2 separate regions of the Homo sapiens genome follow, and region 2 is linked to region 1. Evidence: read pairs that join two places in POLR2A ChIA-PET (ENCODE). Cell type or tissue: A673. All regions are shown on one strand.

Evidence for each region. ChIA-PET counts read pairs that join two places held together with the same protein. Peaks named below come from ENCODE experiments on the same cell type or tissue, not always from the same donor. Only the 100,000 strongest peaks of a DNase experiment are listed, where the experiment ranks them.
Region 2: POLR2A ChIA-PET joins it to region 1 with 9 read pairs; 2 of 35 experiments call an interaction of 5 or more read pairs at or near these places.

The regions. Positions count from the first base shown.
Region 1 is chr18:70,701,313-70,709,312 of GRCh38, reverse strand. No RefSeq gene overlaps it. Among named protein-coding and RNA genes, the nearest start is that of GTSCR1, 54 kb to the right of the region's middle. In A673, no CTCF peak of the experiment used is centred here; DNase peaks (open chromatin) are centred at 3,092 and 3,282; H3K27ac peaks cover 5,795 bases.
Region 2 is chr18:71,021,556-71,029,555 of GRCh38, reverse strand. It overlaps the pseudogene LOC100421257. Among named protein-coding and RNA genes, the nearest start is that of GTSCR1, 370 kb to the right of the region's middle. In A673, no CTCF peak of the experiment used is centred here; a DNase peak (open chromatin) is centred at 865.

The DNA.
Region 1 (8,000 bases):
CCTTCTGCTATGATTTTAAGTTTCCTAAGGCCTCCCAGTCATGCTTTCTGTTAAGCCTACACACTGTGAGTCAATTAAACCTCTTTTCTTTATAAACAACCTAGTCTCAGGTAGTTCTTTATAGCAGTGTGAAAACGGACTAATATACCCTTCAAAAATGTTGGAAAAGACAGTGCCAAGAGCTGGTTGGGTGGTAGGTATAAGTTCCAAGATAGCAAAAGGGGAAACTGTTGCAGATAGCAAACTAATGGAAATAACTCTCCCCTCCATATACAACCAATTTTGTATTGTTGATTCCATCTCTAGAACTGGCCTATCACCATGGCACAAGTCCAGTCTACACCACTATCTGCTTTCACCTGGAATATTAAATATTCTTCTTATTGGTCTTTCCATATTTACTCTCAATTCCCTCCAATTGACTTTCCACACTGCAACTAGAATGATCTTTAAAATTGCTGTATTTTTATGGATTACTCATACAATAGATGCTAATAAAGAACTTGGGGCCGAGCATGGTGGCTCATGCCTGTAATCCCAGCACTTTGAGAGGCCAATGCTGGAGGATCACTAGGTCAGGAGTTCAAGACCAGCCTGGCCAACATGGTGAAACCGTCACTATTTAAAAAAAAAATATATATATATATATGTATATATATACATATATATATACATATATACATATACATATATATACATATATATATACACACACACACACACACACACACACACACATATATATATATACAAAATTAGCTGGGTGTGGTGGCAAGTGCCTATAACCCCAGCTACTCAGGAAGCTGAGGCAGGAGAATTGTTTGAACCTGGGAGGCGGAGGCTGCAGTGAGCTGAGATCATGCCATTGCCCTCCAGCCTGGACGACAGGGCGAGATTCTGTCAAAAAAAAAAAAAAAAAAAACGTGGATGTAGGTAATCTGCTTGGGAAGGGATCACAGGATGCACAGGTGAGGGGGTGTGGGAAATGAATCAGGAAGTGGCAACAGGCCCAGAATGGGATACTACAATGAGCAATGGAGCTCAGTTCCAGTGGGCACTGTCTGAGAAACCATGCAGAACACATATTAGAATGGTCTTGGCCAGGCACAGTGGCTCAAGCCTGTAATCCCAGCACTTTGGGAGGCCGAGGTGGATCACCTGAGGTCAGGAGTTCGAGACCAGCCTGACCAACATGGTGAAACCCCATCTCTACTAAAAATAAAAATCAGCAAGGTGTGGTGGCACTCGCCTGTAATCCCAGCTACTTGGGAGGCTGAGGCAAGAGAATCATTTGAACCCAGGAGGCGGAGGTTGCAGTGAGCCGAGATTGCACCATTGCACCCCAGCCTGGTCAACAAGAGCAAAACTCTGTCTCAAAAAAATATATATATATAGAATGGTCTCACTGAGGAATGGGAGCACCATTATTTGTGGAGTTTCACTCTAGTGGACATTTAACCTTTAACAAGGGCAAGGAAGCCACTTGTGCCTATCCAGAGAGCTCATAAGACTTTGGGGCCTTAATATTACCGTGCATCCCCCCTCAAAAGTTCCCATTCTAGGTCTCAGAATCTTAAGAACCAAATATTATTAAGGAGAGATTCCGTTACAAAACTGAGCTCCCTAATATCTTAAAGTAATAGATTATAATAAAGTATTAGGACTCTGAGAATAATGAAGTATTAGGACCCTGATTTTTGCATAAGAGACCTACCAGATTGTGCATTCCATCTTCTTTTACATTTTCGTCTCCTGTTATATTTTTTTAATATAGTCTGTCCTGTGGCTACAGAACATTTTCCAGTTCTTAAAGTGTGCCCTGGATGATAGTTATGGATCTGAGCCTGTTATTTTCTTTCATCAAGGATTCTAGAGATGTGAACACATGCCAGACAACTCCACAACCCATATAATTAGCATTGCTCCCATATGTGTTCAAGTATAAAAGTTGTTGCATAAGTTAATGGTTCAGCTTCAATCTTTACCTCAACCCAATTCACCACAGGGGAGACTGAGTAAATATGATGCTCCAAGCTCCAGGGATTATCACTACCCCCACTCGCCATCACTAGCAATAGTTTTTGTTGCTATATGACCAGTGAGTCCTCCAATTGGAACCCCATTCTTAGAATCTGCTTTTTAATATAACTTCTGGTATTATCCCTCTTAGTTTGAGTTCCTTAAATAGAAAATCCTGAGATAAGGACTTCCGTGCAGGTAGTTTATTTAGGATATTATCCAAGAAGCACAAGTGAAACAGTAGAGGAAGTAGGCCAGAGAAATGGAGAAGCTAATAAACAGGTGACTCTGATCACAACAGAGGCTTAATCCCCCTAGGGCATTCTGAAGGACCATGTCAAAATTTCTCAGAATTTTCCCACTGAAGGAAGAAAAATTCTGCTAACTCATTTTTTGCTGAAAACCGATGGTCATGACTTCAAATGCCTAATACTTGCTATAGCTCGCGTGACAGCTGAGCAAGATGTGCTGGCACCAAAAGAAAACTCTCAGGTAGGAAGGCTGAGGGATGAGGGTGCTTGAAATTGGAAGTGGCCAGTGAGTCTGGAAATAGTCCATCTCAGCTGCATGTGAGCTTAGAGCTGGACAAAGAGACAGCATCTGCCTCACTGACCATGCCTCTTCTCACCTTAAAATTATTCAAAGATTTCTTATTGCCAAGCCCTAAACCGTTTCTACAAGCAGTAACTCCCCCTATCCCTGAGCCCCCTAGGTCTCTGCCCTTCAGTCATGCTGGTCTATTTTCTGTTCGTCAAACATACCCAGGCAATATCAGTGCCTGTCCATGCATTACTCTGGCTAAAACACACTAGCCCTTATCTTTACTTTGGCTGTATCCAACACATACATCAGGTTTCTGGAATATCATTTCTCCAGAGATTGCTGTCCTGAAACGTCAGGTAAGGCAAGCTCCTACTGTGTTGCACTCCCACAACATCCTGCAGGTCCACATTTTTAACACTCTTTATCCTTACTGTTCCACAGTCAATGTCTGATCTGATCTTGCCCACTCGATTGTAAACTCCATGAGAAAAGTTTTATTTGTCTTGCTTCTCTAACATCTAGCCAAAGTATCACCCAGTAACCTCTTAACTAATATGTACTGATGGATGGATGGATGGATGGAAGGAAGGAAGGAAAGAAGGAAGGAAGGAAGGAAGGAAGGAAGGAAGGAAGGAAGGAAGGAAGGAAGGAAGGAAGGACTTAGAGCTAAAGTATAAGATTAGAGAACAATTGGCAGAGCTATTTTGATCTGAAATATTGAGCTAGTGGTCAGGGATTGATTTTAAAACCAGAGGTCAGACTCAGACAATAGGAAACAGAAAGAGGTCCAGATATGAAAATAGAAGACAGCCAGACTTGGGGCAGGCAGCATGCATTCCAGCAACCACCAGCCAATAGGTGCAACTGCTCATTACAATTTCTCTGCAGGGAAGACAATAATAACATGTCATTAACACACGCAAGCACATTTTACCTTCCCATTTGCTACAACATTAATTCAACAGATGCTCTTGGAGGGCCTGTCTGAAAGAGTCAAAGTTATTTGAGGAAACTTGTTAAGTTTACAGTTCTCAAAGAGTTCACAGTTTCATAACACAGAACGCAATCATTTTATTACATAATTTGGATATGAAGAGAATAAGCAGTATTAGGACATAACAGTCTTTGTAATAATTCAACATAATTATAGTATTTGTTATTTTTACCTATCTCTTTTTTGTAATAGAATTATGAAAAATACATTAAAGAATTATTACTAGACTAAGATTTATATTTGAATTTGTCATAGCATTTACAAACTGCAAATTTAAAGGTTTATGTAATTTTGACTAACAAGATAAACAAAACAGTCTCTAATTCTTTTTAAAATAATATAGAAGGAAGTACAAATGAAATCCTTAGTACAATAGTTGCTTCTGCAACTTTGCGCTTTATCAAGCATTCAGTGCGCTAGGTGAGTAACACCTATTTTGGTTGCCTTCCCCTTTTCAGGCTACCCTTTTAGTAGCAAATTCTTATGGCTTGAGTATTTATAAAGCCAGGAACATGATTATTTAGAAGAACCAAGATTGATGGAACTGCAGAAAGGTTACAATTTGTTTAATAGATATTCAATTAAGTAAGCAAATGCATAGAAAAGAACCCAATATAAAAAACTGTGCAGCAGGATTAACTTTCCATCCTTCCTCACACGTGTACTGGTGAACACTCAGCTGAGACTGGTTACTGCAGAGACTGTCATGGCTCCTGTCTAGATCCATTTTTGTTGCCTTCCTGACCCTGAGGCTCCAACCCAAGGTGTACACAGGTGCAACTCTGTACCAAAGCTGATATGATCATTATTGACCATTCTGATAGATTGTTGCTGCCACCAGTTGCATATACGTTGTGCTGTTATTTCTACTTCTGTCTAGTTATTACAACAAATCAGGATGTATTAATGTAAAGAAGATGTAGGAAAGAGTATATACTTTGGCAACACAGAGATCAGGACCCAGATCCCTGACCAGATACACATCTGCTCAGTTATCTTTCTGATTGATTTGAACTTTAGTTCCTCACCTGAAAAGTGGGGAGGAACATAGAAGAAACACCCTTACTTCAACACAATGGGCCTTCACGCATGTCCTGAACCTTCACTATACTTTCATGCAGGAAATATAAAACATACTTCTCCTTATGAATGCTCACATCTGCTGTGAATTAGTTCTGATTTGTGTCTGTGGTGTAGAAAAACTGATTCTCACAGGAATAAAAAATATATTTCAGAAAACCCAATCTTATTTTTTTATAGATAGAAAGAAAACATATAAGTAATACGGGAAGAAATTGAAACAGAGCAGAGTATCTATTGATTCTTTCCTGGGGGGAAATATATCTACAAAGATAATTGGGCCAAATAGTATAGAAAGGATTTAGGAGCATCAGTCAGGACAGAATCTCAACAACTTTCATTACACACTTCTCTTTTTCCAATTCTGTGTGTGTCTCAGTCTGCTTAGGCTGCTATGATGAACTACTATCAACTGAGTGGCTTATAAATAATAGAAATATATTTCTCACAGCTCTAAAGGGTGGGAAGTCCAAGATCAAGGTAAATTCAGTGTCTGGAGAGGACAGGGCAGCTTTCTGAGGCCTCCTTTACAAGGAAACTAATCCCATTCATGTGGGTTCCAGCTTCATAATCTAATTACTTCCCAAAGGCTCCATCTCTTAATATCATCACATTTGTAATTAGATTTCAACATATGAATGGGAGTACAGGGGCACAACATTCAGATCATAGCAGTGTATTTCAGAACACATATATTAGTGAATAATTAAAATGAATCACAGCTGAGGTCTTGCCAATATGAGATCAACTACACTCCTCCCCTTTGCCAGAGCACATCTTACGGTGCAGTGTGCAGGGCAATTTTCAGCTGTCCTCAACTTGGGTACTGGAAACTGAGTCTAATGCAACTATACCACTACCTAGTTCTGGGCCTTTGGAGAGGTGGTTGTAGTGGGTTGAAATGGTGGACCTCAAAAGATCTGTGTACACAGCACCTCAGATTGTGACGTTATTTGGGAAAAGGTTGTTTTTTGGAAATGTGACTCAGTTAAGAATCATTCTCAGCAAACTATCGCAAGGACAAAAAACCAAACATCACATGTTCTCACTCATAGGTGGGAATTGAACAATGAGAACACTTGGACACAGGAAGGGGGACATCACACCCTGGGGCCTGTTGTGAGGTGGGGGGAGGGGGGAGGGATAGCATTAGGAGATATACCTAATGATGAGTTAATGGGTGCAGCACACCAACATGGCACATGTATACATTTGTAACAAACTTGCACATTGTGCACGTGTACCCTAGAACTTAAAGTGTAATAATAAAAAAATTAATTAATTAAAAAATAAAGAATCTCATAATGAGATCTTCCTGAATTTAGGGTGGGTTCTAAATTCAATGACATGTGTCCTTATAAAAGATAGAGGAGGAGACATCTTAGAGAAACACTGGGAAGAAGGCCATGGAAAGACAGAGGCAGAGATTGATGTGGTACAGCCCTAAGCCAAGCAAAAACCAGAGCCATGAAAAGCTGGAAGAGGCAAGGAAGAACTCTTTCCTGCAGCCTTCATCTTGATCTCTTGACAACATCTTGATCTTGGAATTCTGGCCTAGAGAACTATGAGAGAATAAATTTCTGTGGTTTTAAGTCATCATGTATGGGGGTAATTGCTTATGGCAGCCCTAGGAAGCCAATACAGTGGGACTCAGTTTCCTCACATATGAAATAATAGTGTTGGAGTACATGATCTCTAAAGGGTCTTCTAACTTGGATTCATTGACTATGATTAGCTGGCACATAGGGAGGCTGAAAAAAAAATCCTGAGGTTAGAGGGAGGTTATTAAGGAATGTGAGAGATTCTCATTCCTTTGCCAACCTCCATATCCATATAATCTCACCACTCTGAGTGTATGCAAAGTCCAACTCAGAAATAAAACAAGCTTAAAGGCAGAAAAAATATCAGTCTTGTCATGATGCAGGATGCACATCTATAAATATCACAAGGCATTTCCTAGCTCAGAAAATGTATTCCAAGGCCTGCCGCCCAACACTTTATAGTTGTAGTGAAAATGAGTTTAATCTGGTATTTTCCCTTTAGTTAAGTGATCACTTAAAATTCATTTAATCATTCAGATAGCATTTATGCAACATTTATTCTGGCAGCATATTGTAGGATGTGCTGGAGATACAGAAATAATCAATGACAGCTATGCCCTCCAAAAGCATAGAGTTTAGAGGGGGCAACAGGCAAGTAAACCAAACGTTTTCTTTGTAATAAGTGTGATAACTTCTATTTTAGAGGTATTCTCAGAAAGATATGCAACATAAGGGATGAGCATTTAATTCAACACACAGGAATCAGGAACAGCTTCTTGGATGAGGGTATATATGAAGTATCCTAAAAGATAAGTAGATGTAACCAGAAAAATAGATTACAGTGAAGTGCAATTACATGGAATGATACTGAGACCCGGACGTTGGTGAGCTAAGCCGGGGCATACTGTGCATGCGGTGGTGTGGTGGGAAGTAGAGATAGGCAAAGATTATCACATAATAATCAGATGTGTCTCAACTGAGTTAAGGCAATGGGATAGGCAGGAAGAAGAAAGCTGACAGAACCTGGTGACTGAGTCTCGTTGGAAATAAAGAAAACAGAAGAATAGCTGTTGCTGACATGGCAACTAGTAGGACTAGTAGGATATGGTGACTAGTAGCATCATTCCCCACAAGGCTGGAACAGATTGGGCAGAGGATATGGGATGTGGGGAGTTCAGGCTACAGGTACTTGCAGGGTACCTTCATTCAGTTGTCAGTAGTGAGATAAATCAAGAGTAATAAATTTGAATTAAATATTGACTGTTCCATCATCAGTGGGTGAGATTTCTCAGGCAGAGTATATAAAGAACCAACACAGTAATTCTAGGGAACATTAGCACTTGAGGAGCAAGCTGCGGGAGGAAAGTCCATGAGCGAAAGAGAAGATGCTGATATACATGAAGGAGCAACACCAGAAGTGTGTTGACTTGTAAGTCAATAGAGGAGGCAATTCACAAGAAAGAAGATTCCAGCAGCATCAGATACTCTGAAAGATAAAATAAGAAAGAAGGAAAGGCGTCCATTAGATATGGCAATTTAAAGACTGGCAAACATAGAATGAATAGTTTTAGTAGACACGTGGCAAAAAAAGAAATATCCAGATTACATAGTGATTCAGTGAAAAAATAGCCCAGGAAGCATGGCACATGCTTGGCAGAGTGTGGCTCTGAAGAGAAAGAAGCATAGTGGAATTTGCAGACAGAGGATGTCAAGAGTCAGGAAGAAGAAAATGAGAGCAGAGACAATATTCTTGAGTATGAAAGAGCAGTTGATATTAAGAACACAGGTTAAGGCTAGGTGTGGTGGCTCACACCTGTAATTCA
Region 2 (8,000 bases), 320 kb before region 1:
GCTGCCTGAGCCAGCAGTGGCAACCCGCTTTCGTCCCCTTCCAAACTGTGGAAGCTTTGTATTTTCGCTCTTTGCAATAAATCTTGCTATTGCTCACTCTTTGGGTCCATACTGTCTTTATGAACTGTAACCCTTACTGCAAAGGTCTGCAGCTTCACTCCTGAGCCAGCGAGACCACGAACCCACCAGAAGAAAGAAACTCTGAACACATCCGAACATCAGACGGAAGAAACTCAGGACACGCTGCCTTTAAGAACTGTAACACTCACTGCGAGGGTCCGCGGCTTCATTCTTGAAGTCAGTGAGACCAAGAACCCACCAATTCCGGACACAATAGTGGCATCCATCTGTAGCCGGAGCTACTCCGGAGGCTGAGGTGGGAGGGTGACTTGAACTGGGGAGGCAGAGGTTGCAGTGAGCCATGATCACGCCACTGCACTCCAGCCTGGGTGTCAGAGCAAGACCTTGCCTCAAAAAAGGAAAAAGAAAAGAAAGGTATGCCTGGACGGTGACATCACAGAGCATAATTACTTTATTCATGTAGACCTGGTTGCCATTAACCCAACTGTATTTTTATCCGTTTGCTTTCCTGTCAGCTATGGATTCTTGATTCCTTGGCGCTGGCACTGGGGAAAATAAGTGCGTCTGATAAGTTACAAATAAAATTCAGCAGTTGGACACAGTAACTTGCACTTCTTGTGACAAAAGCAATCATCAGGCCCGGGTCAGAAGCGTTCTCTTTACCACGAGAGCTGCTATTTAGCACGTCTGTAGCAAATGGCAAATCTCGTTCTTACAGTCTCGTTTGTCTGAGTTCACTGGGGCCACTGCCAAGTTCTGCAGGAGTCCCGCTGCCATTTCCACCAGAAACAGGATGCGGTCTGGGGCCTGGGGCAATGCGGGAAGCTCTGTGGAAGCCAGGGCCAGGGGAAAATGCAGGAGTCCTGAGGAGGAGCCTGTGGACCCGGCAGGCAGCTGAGTGCGAGGGCAGCTCTCCCGGGCGGCAGCATCCCAGGGACTGAGACGGCCTGCAGCTGCCTCGCCGGCCCAAGGAGTCTCTTCTTGGCCAGGAGGGCAGACATGAGCAGCACTGCTCCGCCCCTCGCTGTCATGTGGGTCTGCAGGGCCTCGCGAGAGCAGGCACCAGCAGGCTGGTCTGCTTCCGGGTTCCGTGGTTCTCCTGGAATCCGGTCCTGCTTTTGTACCTATCCAAGTCTGGCACGTGACCCCAAGGTCATATGAGCCAGCTTTGGCTGATAACCCTGGAATCTTATGATATCCAGTCTGGACCCCCAGGGGAAGACCTGTAGGTTTCTCAAGTCATCTGTGCTCTCTGAGCCGTACTGGCTCCCCAAGCCCTGGCTTTGTCCATTACAAGCCCCAAATCCAAAATGGACTGGGGCTCAGGAAAAAATGAACAAACAAAAGAGCTGCAGAGGAGGAAAGTGAGAGTGGAAGGAAAAAATGTTAAGTTTAGCCTAAAGCTGCCTCTTGAGATGTCTTAAAGGTACATTGTGAACTGTAACCTAACTGGAGGTGTGAACCGACTGTAACCTACCCTTGTGCCTATCACTGAGTTTCAGCCAATCAAAGGCAGCCAACTGTTCAAACCAGGTTCAAGTAAGGCAAATTCCAAGCTGTCACCAATCTGCTGTTTTTGTACCTCATTTCTGTTTTCTGTAGGGCACTTTCTTTTTTCTTCCTTTCCTTTTTCTGTTCATAAACCTTCTCAAACCAGGTGGTAGCCCTGGAGCCTCTCTCAGCCCGTCAGAGGCATTTGAACCAGAGCAACTCTCTCTTGAATGGGACTGGGTGAAGGAAGGCTGAGACCCACTGGGCTGCATTCCCAGGTGGCTAGGTGTTCTTAGTCACAGGATGAGATAGGGAGTCAGCACAAGGTACACGTCACGAAGACCTTGCTGATAAAACAGATTGCAGTAAAGAAGCCAACCGAAATCCACCAAAACCAAGGTGGCCACTAAAGTGACCTCTGGTCATCCTCACTGCTCATTATATGCTAATTATAATGTATTAGCATGCGAAAAGACACTCCCACTAGCACAATGACAGTTTACAAATGCCATGGCAACGTCAGGAAGTTACCCTATATGGTCTAAAAGGTGGAGAAACCCTCAGTTCCAGTAATTGCCCACCTCTTTCCCAGAAAACTCATGAAAAATCCACCCCTGTTTAGCATATAATCAAGAAATAACGATAAGTATAATCAGCTGAGCAGCCCACAAGACTGACCAATGGAATAGCCATTCTTTTATTCCTTTACTTTCTTAATAAACTGCTTCCACTTTATGGATTCTCCTTGAGTTCTTTTATGTGCAAAAACCAAGAATCCTGTCCTGGGGTCTGGATCTGGAACCGCTTTCCGGTAACAAATCTGTCCCGTTTCAGGGGCTGCGCAATTCACAAATTTCTCTTTTACCAATTAAACTCTGTTCAATTTAAATTGTTTCAGGTTTTTCTTTTAACCAGAGGAAGGGCTGGGAACAGGGAAAAAAGATGCAGCGTGTTAAAAGCTGCAATGGTCTCTCTGTTATAACTATTTTTAAGGGAGGTAAATGTGGCCTTCCGAAATTAACCACTTATCTCTTGTATCCTAATGGTAATAGTCGCAAAGTATGGCAACTTTCTCTTTGCCTTATAGGGAGATATCCCTGCATGACTGATACCCTCTACTGGTATGGCCTTCTCCTGAATGTTGATGGAGTTTATCCTCCACTTCGTGGTATACATGTACCTTTATGGAACATTTAGGAGAATTATAATTTTCCAGTTACCAGGTTTAATTAGCACAATGTCATGAATTGGGTGGACCAGCATGATTTTCTTTAGACTATCAAGATTACTGAGGTCTCTATATACTTCATTATGAAAGACAGCAGAAGTAGCATAGCCCTGGGGCAAGACAGTGAATGTGTGCTGCTATTCTTGCCATTTAAGTGCAAACTGTTCTTAATCCTCACTGATGATGGTTATGGAGAAAAAAGCAGTTGCCAGATAAAAGGCCACGTACTAAGTGCCAGAGGCTGTGTTGATATGTTCTGTTGAAAATATTACATCTGACACGGCGTCTGTGATTGGAGCTTCCACTATGTTAAGAGAGGCAATCTGCCATTGGAATTAAGTGTCCCTGAATGTTCTTTCTGGATATGCTAAGAATGAAAGGTCCTCACCAGACATACCTTCCTGGGCCATTTGTCAGGGCACAATTTCCAATAAGTAACTTTGAGGGAAGAGATAATGTCTCCCTCTGGACATTACATCTCCCCATCTCTGTGCTTCTCCATCGCGATGCAAATTCACCGCATACACAACATTCACCTAAGCCACTCTGCATTGCTCCTGAGGACTTGGAAGCAGGGGAAACCAGCCCAACATAATGCCCCTGCAGCTTTCTGTGTCATTAATAAAAAGGTATTTTGTCTCTGACTGAGGAGTTTCATGTTTTCTGTTAGCATTAATTAAATATTAACAGGCTCACACTAGCTTGTAAGAAGGGTAAAATCCTAGACCCTGACACGCAGTTTAAATTTATGGTAGGGCACCATCATCCACCTTGAACCATCTGTTTTCACAAAGGCCAGATGAATAAGGACGACTTCCTGTGCATTTTTGATGGTGGTTTTCATCTCTTTAATTCTTACCTGAATAAATAATTACTTATGGTATTAAAGGAAACCAGAATGTATCACCCCAACATATGCCTCTTTGACATAAAAATTATTTTGAGCTAAAAGCAATTAAGATGCTGCAAATGCAGGAAACGCTTTCTCTATCCTCCCCCTTTTATGCCTAAAGGCAGGATATATATTATCTCTTAATAGAGAAGACTCCAGACTCTTATCAGTCCAGAGATATTGTAACCGCCCAGTGGGTTCACCTTGCCTGTTGCCTAGACAGAGCCCCATTCATCAAGACAGAGGAATTGCAATAGAGAAAGAGTAATTTTATTCAGAGCTGGCTGTGCGGGAGATCCGAGTTTTATTATTACCCAAGTCAGTCTCCCCAAGCATTTGGGGAGCAGAGGTTTTTTTTTTTTTTTTGAGACAGTCTCGCTCTGTCACCCAAACTGGAGTGCAGTGGTGCGATCTCGGCTCACTGCAAGCTCCGCCTCCTGGGTTCATGCCATTCTCCTGCCTCAGCCTCCCCAGTAGCTGGGACTACAGGCGCCCGCCACCATGCCTGGCTAATTTTTTTTTTTTTTTTTTTTTTGTATTTTTAGTACAGACGGGGTTTCACCGTGTTAGCCAGGGTGGTCTCCGTCTCCTGACCTTGTGATCCACCCACGTCAGCCTCCCAAAGTGCTGGGATTACAGGTGTGAGCCTCTGCGCCCGGCCAGGGAGCAGAGTTTTTAAGGATAACTTGGTGGGTGGAGGTAGGGGGAGCCAATGAGCCAGGAGTGCTGATTGGTCACGGATGAAATCATCAGGAGTGGAAGCTGTCTTCTTGTCAGTTCCTCGGTGGCGGTGGCGGCCAAGAGATCAGATAACCTGGGTGGTGCCAGCTGATCTATCAAGTGCAGAGTCTGTAAAATATCTCAAGCACTGATCTTAGGAGCAGTTTAGGGAGGGTCAGAATCTTGTAGCCTCCAGCTACCTGACTCCTAAAACATAAATTCTGATCCTGTGTTAGTCTAGTCCGCAGGCAAAAAGGAGGTCTGCTTTGGGAAAGGGCTGTTACCGTCTTTGTTTAAAGTATAAACTACAAACTACTCCCAAAGTTAGTTCAGCCTACGTCCAGGAATGAACAAAGACAGCATGGAGGTTAGAAGCAAGATGGAGTCATTTAAGTTAGATCTCTTTCACTGTCTCAGTCATAATTTTGCAAAGGCAGTTTCAATATGGCACTAGAGAAATCTGCAAGCAAACCGTATTCCATCAGTTCGCTGTCATATATTTCCCTTCTCACAGTTTGCCACTCTTAGAAGCCTAAATTCACTTTTCCTTGTCCTGTCATTTTCTACAAATGTATTGTCTTTTGTTAAAGATGCTGTATAAGTCAGAGCCCTAAGCCACCTCTTCAAGTTACTAATTTTCTTGGGTGTTTCCCATGTACATATGAGATAAATATGTTAATAAACTTGTTTGTTTTTCTGTAGCTAATCTGTCTTTTATTAGAGGGATCCCAGCTAAAGACTTAGAAGGGTAGAAGGAAAAGAATTTTTTTCCTCCCCTTCAGTTTAAAACTTTGATGATGAAAATAATAAACATATTCAAAGCTTCCATTTGGCTCCTCCTGCCACAATCACCTTTACTCATTAGGGAAGCAATGTGAATAATGTTCTACCCACTGCTGAAGGTGTCTGTGCCCATTATATATCCAGGTAACAGAGAAATAATTACAGTGTTGGTCCATGGATCTCTTTAACCAACTGACTCAGACCAAAACTCCATTTATTACTGAGACAGCCAGGTGGAAATGGCTCCCTGGCAGAACTCTAACTGGTCTATGCACTGGGAAGAGCCCACACTGGGGTAGAGCCACAGAAGTTTGCCCATTTGCAGTGGGGAGGAGCCTGGCCCCTCCTCTTCCTGGGTGGGACCTGGAATTCAAGCTGCAAGGTGGGAAGCACACTAGGGGAACTCTGGCTATGCAGAGAGTCCCCGTTTCCCCTTATTTTCCTTTTCACCCAATAAAACCCAGCCTTTCTCACCCTTCAAATCATCTGCAAGCCTAAATTTTTGTAGCTATGTGACAAGGACCCCATCTTTCGCTAAACTAAGGAAAAGTCCCACAACATTACTTGGCCTCTAATGCCCACTGTAACTTAAAACCATAGTGCCATTTTGTGTCTCCTGCTATCAGTGTCATAAGACCTTATATCTAACCGTCCCTGAAAATTCTGAGTATTTACTTTTCTTTATTGTACTGTTAACCTATGGTTTGCTGCAGGACTCCTAGGAGAGGTAGTAGAATAACATTTACAATATGTAATTGTGGAGGATTTTCAGGGTCCTTCCTCAAGGCAACCCAAGCTCATTCCAAATGGCAGTCTCTGGATCTGTGAACTGGTAGAAATCTGGGACCTAAGTTAGGAATCCTGATTTTCCATTCTGGAATTCGATGTCAGTCTTCTGCTACTTAGCTCTTAACATTTCTCTGATTATATAATTTGATCAATACCCTAAACAGCTGTCTAGTTGTCTTCTAGGAATACCATGGCCTGTTAGCTACTACCAAATATTATTGACAGTTGTAGCATATTGATTGTCACTGTAGCCTTGACTTCTATAGTGGCAGTAATGACCATCCTACCTTTCATGTTTAAGTACTGATACTTGGCCTCTGCCATTTAGGGATCCAAGCATTCCTGCTGATAATAGAAAACTCAGTTGCACAGCAGTTTCTTCCACTGAAAACACAGACCTACAAAGGAAAGCCATTACTGAGATTCTCAGAAATGCAGGTGTCCACATCATCAATGGCTTTCTTAGCACATTAGTGAAGAAAATGTTCTCTGGACCCTCCTGTAGAGCACAGTCAAGTGATAGTTTATTTGACTGGCATTAAGATATCCATATTGATACATGTAACCACTTGAGTTCACTTGCCTTTAATACTATGCCAGCATGTTCTGGCATCTTTACTTTGTTTACTGTAGAAACAGTTATGACTATATTTCAGGGCTATCCCAGAATATCATTAGAATGAGTTCCAAGTATCCTTGCAAAACATCGAATTCTAAAACATGGGAGAGTTTGTGTTAATAATTCTCTCCTATGTTAATAATTCTCTTCTATTGTGGTAAGCATAATAATAGCTCCCTAAATGTGTCCGTGTCCTAATTCTTGTAGCTTGTGAACAAACATGTTAACTTACATGGATAGGGGGCATTTTAGATGTGTTTATGTTGAGGAGCTTGAGATGGGGATATTATCCAATTAGGACTAATGTTATCACAGGGTCAGAGGGAGGCAGGAGAGTGAGGGTCAGAATAGAAGATAGGACAACTGAAGGAGAGGTTGGAACAATTCAAGGAAGGAAGAACAAACCAAGGAATGTGGGTAGCCTCTAAAAGCTAGAAAAGCAAGGAAATCCTTTCTTTCCCAGGGCCTCCAGAGTGAACACAGCCTTGCTGATGCATTTTAGACATTTGACCTACAGGATACTAAGATGGCACATCTATGTTATTTTAAATCACTGTTATTAAGTTAGTTTGTTACAGCGCCTATAGTAAACTAACACATCTATTTCGCCTTATATTAATCTCCTCCCTTCAGCCTAACTCTCTTGATTCACTCCCAAATGTGTTTCTCTAGTTTTTGCCAGTAAATATTAGCCAGACCTGAAATCCTTTTGGTGTATAGAGCTTGAATTTCTCTATTTAGGCTGTATTGAGACCTAAACTCATGGAAGGGAGGTGAGAATAGTTCCTAAGGAAAGCAAGCATCCTTTTGCTTAGACATTGCTTCAGGTGAGAAGACAATCTCTAGGCAAAACATAGGAGCCACTTTTGCTACCCAGAAGAACTTAAAGTAATTTGGAGTCAATATTTTTTAGTTTTTTTTTAAAACGCAAATTTTCCAATCCTATGTCTCAGGGTTCCATTTTCCCTAGAAGAACCATGAGTTGGACAAAGAAAACATGAAAATTTTCAAATAAAGCTTCTTTTGTCACTGGGCCAGTATTAAAATATGAATCCTGGCCTGTTTTTTAGCACAGTTCAACCTGCAATTGCAGGAGAAAATTGTATACGTTACAGCTGCCATAGAGGCTCTCTGGCTTTCAAATACGCCTTAAGTTGCCAATTACCAACTCTGAACTTAAATGTCTGATATGTTTTTTATAATATGTTTTTATTTCAATGTCTTGTCTTTATGTAATAATTCCTAGCATCTCTAATTAAACAAAAACTCTACTACTATCATCCCAAATGATAAAATACTACAAGTGAAGGTAAATATAAGCTGTGAGTTGTGTACAGTATCAGTCACCTAAGCCACATCTCTTAACACACTGCTAAATGGCTAATATTGATCTAGCA